Linked DNA regions of Homo sapiens: region 2 is linked to region 1. The links are chromatin contacts, found by Hi-C or POLR2A ChIA-PET in ENCODE. All regions are on one chromosome and are shown on one strand. The core of a region is the stretch at or near the end of the contact, and the rest is flanking DNA. Distances in the headings are between cores, read along the strand shown.

Region 1 (2,844 bases), core at 206-2,705:
TGCCCAGCTAATTTTTGTATTTTTAGTAGAGACGGGGTTTCACCATGTTGGCCAGGCTGGTCTCAAACTCCTGACTTCATGATCTGCCCACCTTGGCCTCCCAAAGTTTTGGGATTATAAGCGTGAGCCATTGTGCCCGGCCTGTACCTTTCTTATAATAACTAATTCCTGGTTTGGCTCTCATGTGTGGGCTCCAAGCCCTCAGTCAGCCCTGCGGTTCTACCTGAACTTTTTGCCCTCTGCTCTCCTTTCTTGGCCTATTCCCTGTAGAACAGAATAGAACAATATCAGAAATCCACAAGGTGCAGACTGATAAACCAGGGTAGGAGTGATTCCACACACTTCCCATTGGTGACAGTGGCAAGATATGAGGATTTTACTGCGGTATGTTTCCTCTATCTTCAAGTGACTGCAAAAAATCAGCAATATAGTTGCTCCAACTAGGGGGCCTGGGATCATTCAGAGAATATTCTGCCTCAAACCTTAGGAGATACATTTGCCTTTAACAAAATATAACTATGTATATTTTCTTTTCTATATTTTATTTTTGAGACAGGGTCTTGCTCTGTCACCCAGGCTGGAGTGCAGTGGCATGATCTTAGCTAACTGTAACCTTGAACTCCAGGACTCAAGGGATCCTCCTGCCTCAGCCTCCCTGGTAGCTGGGTCTACAGGTATGTGCCGCAAGCCCAGCTAATTTTTTATTTTTTGTAGAGATGGAGTGTTGCTATGTTGCCCAAGCTGGTCTTGAACTCTTGACCTCAAGCAATCCTCCTTCCTTGGCCTCCCAAAGCACTGAGAATATTTACTTATTCAAGTCTTAGTTTAAATGTCACCTTCCCGTGTGGCTGATTCTCATCATCCTAATTAAAATTAGGAATTTCCATCATGCACCATTCCCACTATCCTGGCCTATGTTTTCTATAGCACTTGCTGTCTTCCGATATACCATTTACTTCTTCATTATTTTTTCATCCAATGTATGATCTCCTGTTAGAAAATATGCTCCATGGGCAGGATTTTTTCTTTTTCTTTTTGTCTTTCATTCATTGATGTCTCCAAGCACCTAGAATAGTTCCTGCCACAAATAGGCACTCAATACTTATTTGTTTGATGAATGAACAGATGAATGGGCAAATGAAAACAGCACATCAAAAATATTTGGTAGAAATATGTACACATTTCTGACATTCTACAGTCAGAATATTAAAAATAATATTTAGTTTTTTCCAATTTCAGGGTAGTAAAGTGAATGAATGATTTTTTAAAGGTATACTTAAATTTGTTGTTATCTTTCTTCAATGGCCTCATGTTTTAAAATTAAATATGACCGCGTGCAAGCTCAAAATGAGTTCCTGGGATTTTGGAAATTTTCCAGCATTCCAAGGTGCTGATTTATAGTTACCACGTGAACGACCTCATGAATAGACCTTTCATTACACAGTCCTCAGAATAGCAAACTCCCAGCTGCCCCTTCTTACTGGGCCATGACTTAACTCTGGAATGTGTTTTGACTCACTGACTGTAATAGTGACTAAAAGGAACATGTGGGAGTCATCAAAAATCTGCAGGTGGATCTGACTGTAAGAAAGAGAAACACTTAATTGGGTAAGCAGATCAATTAGAGATGATTACTGATACAAAAAATGGATTCTTTATTTTACAAAGGCCATCACCACAGAATTGTTTTAGATGGTGATCCACTGACAATATTTTTCCTAATGAAATGTCTCCTGTATGAACTAAAATAACATTATTTGGGGCATGAAATAAGGTACAGTAGGTAGGGAAGCAAGTCCGGAAGCAGAAGCCGGTGCTGGGAGTCCTGGGTCCACCATCGTGTATCCAGAGACCAGTTATAAAAGCCTGTCCTCTGAGTCTCGTTAGAGGGGACAGTTCAGGCAGAGCAAAACAAATGGTGTCGATGGTGTTAGCTGGAACTACTCTGTGACTAAATGTCTGATTTACTCCGAAGTTTCCAAAGAAGCCCTGTTTTAATAAAGAAATGGTGCTGTTAATTTTAAAGTAGCCTGTTGCACCATTTCATTTAACTTTGTTAATCTTAGGTATTTAGACAAAGGTTTGCTTCTGACCTGAGGGGATTCATATTTCCAAGACAATTAAGCTCTAGAAAAGATGTTATGGAAAAAAGAATGCAAAGCCTCACAGTAGTATTTCTGTTTCTATGATAAAACTATTGCTTTATCAGCACATTGAAAAGGGAACACAGTTGAAATTATATTTTTCTTAATTTTATCACCAGAAAATACTAAAGAGAGGAGATCATCCCTAGTTCTCGAAGACAAGTTTTTAATATGTGAATTATTGCTATTTGCCTTTTATCTATTTTGCCAACATGAACTTTCTCCTTATCCACATACATTTTAATAAAGGTAAATTGGCAGATAGAGGATCACTTAAAATGAATAATTAGCATCTGGATCAACTCTTATGAAAACGGTAGACAGCTCATTGGACGAATGTCAGCTTCCAATATCATGACGATTTACATGAACATTACTTAAAATTCAATGAAATTAGCAATTATGTTGGTCAGTTGCACTAGCTACTTTTTAATTGCATAATAGCTACATGTGGCTAGTGGTTACCATATTGGACCGCACAGATATAGGACACTTCTATTATCATTATCACAGAAGTTTCTATTGGACGTCATTACTCTAAAATGTCTGATTTTAAACAAAAAATAAGATATGTAAATGACAATCACACAAATACATATACATACTACAGTATTTTAGAAACATTAATGACTGGAAGGATCCCCTCACGTAAAGAGCAGTAGAAAACTGAAAGAACAGAAGTCTCAGTTTGTTTTGTAAA
Region 2 (2,844 bases), core at 188-2,687, 40 kb before region 1:
TACCTTTATTATTTTCTTTTATTCTGTCAGCAACCCCAAGATATTAGTGTTTTCACCATTTTATAGAAAGAAACTGAGGATGAGTGAAGTTAAATAACTTCTCCAAGGACAAAAGTTAATAATCAGCAAAAGTGGGAATTGAATTCATTTCTGCTGACTCTACATGTTTGGATTATTTGGGATATTATTTATCCTGACCTTAATCTAAAAGTTCTATACAAGCACTACGTTGGGTGATATGTTTTGAGAGGGATCAACTCTTCCCCATAATAAATTCTTAGTGTAGGCCTGCAATAGGTAGGCTCTGGCAAGGCCCTGTCTCTGCATGGTAGCAAAGCGAACTATCAGGGGAGGTATGGGAACTTTAATGCTGGGACAACTGTAGTTCAGTCATCTGATATGTAATTCTGACCCAATGGGGCCCATCTAAGGTTTTTAGAATTAAAGAGCAAACATATGAATATGAAAGTTTCATATTATTAGCTAGCATACACAAAACACTAGCCCACCAATTAGGATTTGGCAATCTGCTTTGACCCTTGTAGGTAGCATGACCCATTGACCCATTCAAGTGTCATGTAAGCATAATTAGGGTATTAGTAATTGAATTGCAGTTAAATTTAATCAGGTATAATTTACACTTGTCCAAGTTTAATTCCATTAAAATTATATCATGGTATTAATAAAGTATGAATAAGGTCTTTGGGCATATGACTCATATTTAAATCATATCTCATAGTGTTAAGTAGAGCGACCGTGATAAATTTATCATGCAAGCCAGGGGGCTTTGGGGAGTGAAGAAAGCACCATTAATAACTATGCCAACATAATGGCATAAGCTGGGATGGTCCAGGGGAAACAGGGATGCATAAACACCTGACCAATGAGCCAAATGTGGACCGTCTTGACTCACCACTGGAGCACACACTGAGTAGGATTTCTAATGATCTGGCTCCCAATATAAAAAATAAAAGTAAAACTGTTCTTTACTAGTTACGTCAGTGTTTAAAGGATCATCTCTGTCCTATAAATATAATTTTGATCAGACATATCCCTTACAATAAAGACAGGAATGAATGAAAGAACTATAGAGAATCAATGATATTTGTTCTGGAGGAAAAAAGGTAAGGTATAATAAGGAAGCTTCCTTGTTAAAAAAAATGGTGCAGGTCCAGATGTTCTTGATAGGCTTCTTGTCAACCTTCAATTAAAATAATTTAAAAAATAAAAAATAACATTAATTACTAATAATGAGAGAGAGACAGTAAGAATTTGAAGAAAAACAAGAATTTGAAGAAGACAAAGAGGAAGAGGAGTTGGAGAAGATATGCTGAAATTCGTACAGAATTTCCAATTGTGGTTATCTTTGTGAGCAACAAACGTGAATCACAGTTTTGGATGACATACTGCATAGGACAAACTCTGAGTCAGAGAAGAACAAATAGTTTCCCCAAATAATAGAGAGAGGCTTGGACTCACTCCACAGTCTAAGTTTGCTTTGACCAAAACTAGGTGGGCTCACCAATTCCGTGTAAACATCTTCTGGACCAGCCCAAGCCACAGCCCTGCCTCTGCTACACCCCTACCCCATCATTATATACCTATGCACACACCATGTCTCTCAAGAGAAAAGGAAAAGATAGGGATGTGTTGTTAGGTTTTTAAGGGAACAATGCTTTAGAGAAGGGATGGTGGAACTCTGTAATATTTCATGGTTTGTACCATACAAAAGGAAGTTTACACATTGTATCTGAAAACACAAGTTAGGATTGTAAGGTATAGGATAGAAGTCATAATTCTATTCAGCAACTTTGCACAGTATCAGTAATTCAAGATTTTAGATATAATTCAGAAGGAAAAGAAAAATCAATGGGAGAAATTACAGGATCCAAGTATTTAGTGATGGCACAATAAGAAAAATGTACTCATCTTATTGAAAGGAAATGGTGGACCTCAGTCAATGAAGACCCAATGCAAGTGAAGTAAGTGGACAAGGTAGAATAAAGAGGCACTGCTCAACAATGGTAAGGGACAGTGACTGAATGAGGCACAGAACTGATCAAGTTTATTAGTTTATTCCAAAATACCTGAAAAAGTCACAAAGATACAAGCTACATTCTTGATGTGCTCAAAAAGATTCAGGGAGAGAAGCTTCTATGAAAGTGGATTAGCTGTTATTAAGGAGACAATAAAATGAAATAAAATAACGAAAACAGTGAAGACTAAAATAGACTGCAAAAAATGCAAAATTCAACAGAAAAATTAAAATGGCACTTGATACAGAAAAGAGCACATATAAAAATGAAATTCAATCAATGTAATGGGGAAAATTTTGAGAAATTTTTCCATAACACAGGAGCAAAATCAAAGAGATGAAAATGAAGACCTAGATAAGGATTAATATGAAGGAAGAGGTATGATCAAAGAAACATAACTGTTTCAGAGGAGGAAAGAGCAAAATAGCACAGAAATAAATATTAAATTTAAAAGGAAAGAAAAAGTTTTTGAGGTGAAGTAAGATCTGAGATGACAAAACCAAAGGCTCAAGACATCTGGATATGCCCTTATAAATTTTTGAATTTTAAAGATTAAAAAGTAATGAATAAAGAAAAAAGACAACTGATCTCAGAGTTCTTCAGTAAGATACGCACTATGAAACAGTGGAATATTAAGTGAAAGGTGTTTCAAGTTTGTTTGTTTTTGTAATGGACATAGATTTGAACAGATAACTCTATTTGTAGACAACTTTCTGTTATTTATGTATGAAGAATATAGAGGCATATTTTAGAATATATAAAAAATTTCTGATCAGGTGCAGTGGCCCATGCCTGTAATCCAGTACTT

Evidence for each region. Hi-C counts contacts between places; a loop is a spot of excess contacts on that map. ChIA-PET counts read pairs that join two places held with the same protein, here RNA polymerase II (POLR2A). Pooled maps may share reads with other maps.
Region 2: a map of PC-3 shows a loop between it and region 1 (4-fold over the local background). The contact joins the enhancer-like site here to the promoter of XIRP2-AS1 in region 1. A Hi-C loop is called at or near these places in 29 of 168 maps with a recorded cell type or tissue (Calu3, IMR-90, MCF 10A and 13 more), 2 of 37 single-sample maps with no recorded cell type and 15 of 50 pooled maps. POLR2A ChIA-PET finds 5 or more read pairs at or near these places in 2 of 52 experiments (BJ and naive thymus-derived CD4-positive, alpha-beta T cell).

What each region holds. Positions count from the first base shown.
Region 1 is chr2:167,139,566-167,142,409 of GRCh38, reverse strand. It overlaps XIRP2-AS1 (XIRP2 antisense RNA 1), which reads left to right and starts at 1,455. Exons shown (of 2, transcript NR_046665.1): 1 at 1,455-1,608. All of the region lies in intron 3 of XIRP2 (xin actin binding repeat containing 2), which reads right to left. RefSeq lists an enhancer at 919-2,118.
Region 2 is chr2:167,179,909-167,182,752 of GRCh38, reverse strand. All of the region lies in intron 3 of XIRP2 (xin actin binding repeat containing 2), which reads right to left. Among named protein-coding and RNA genes, the nearest start is that of XIRP2-AS1, 40 kb to the right of the region's middle. Within about 2 kb of position 1,437, at least 2 of the 41 ENCODE cell types and tissues checked have a DNase peak (open chromatin) inside an H3K27ac peak, as active enhancers do; they include PC-3 and mammary epithelial cell, where a contact is called at or near this core.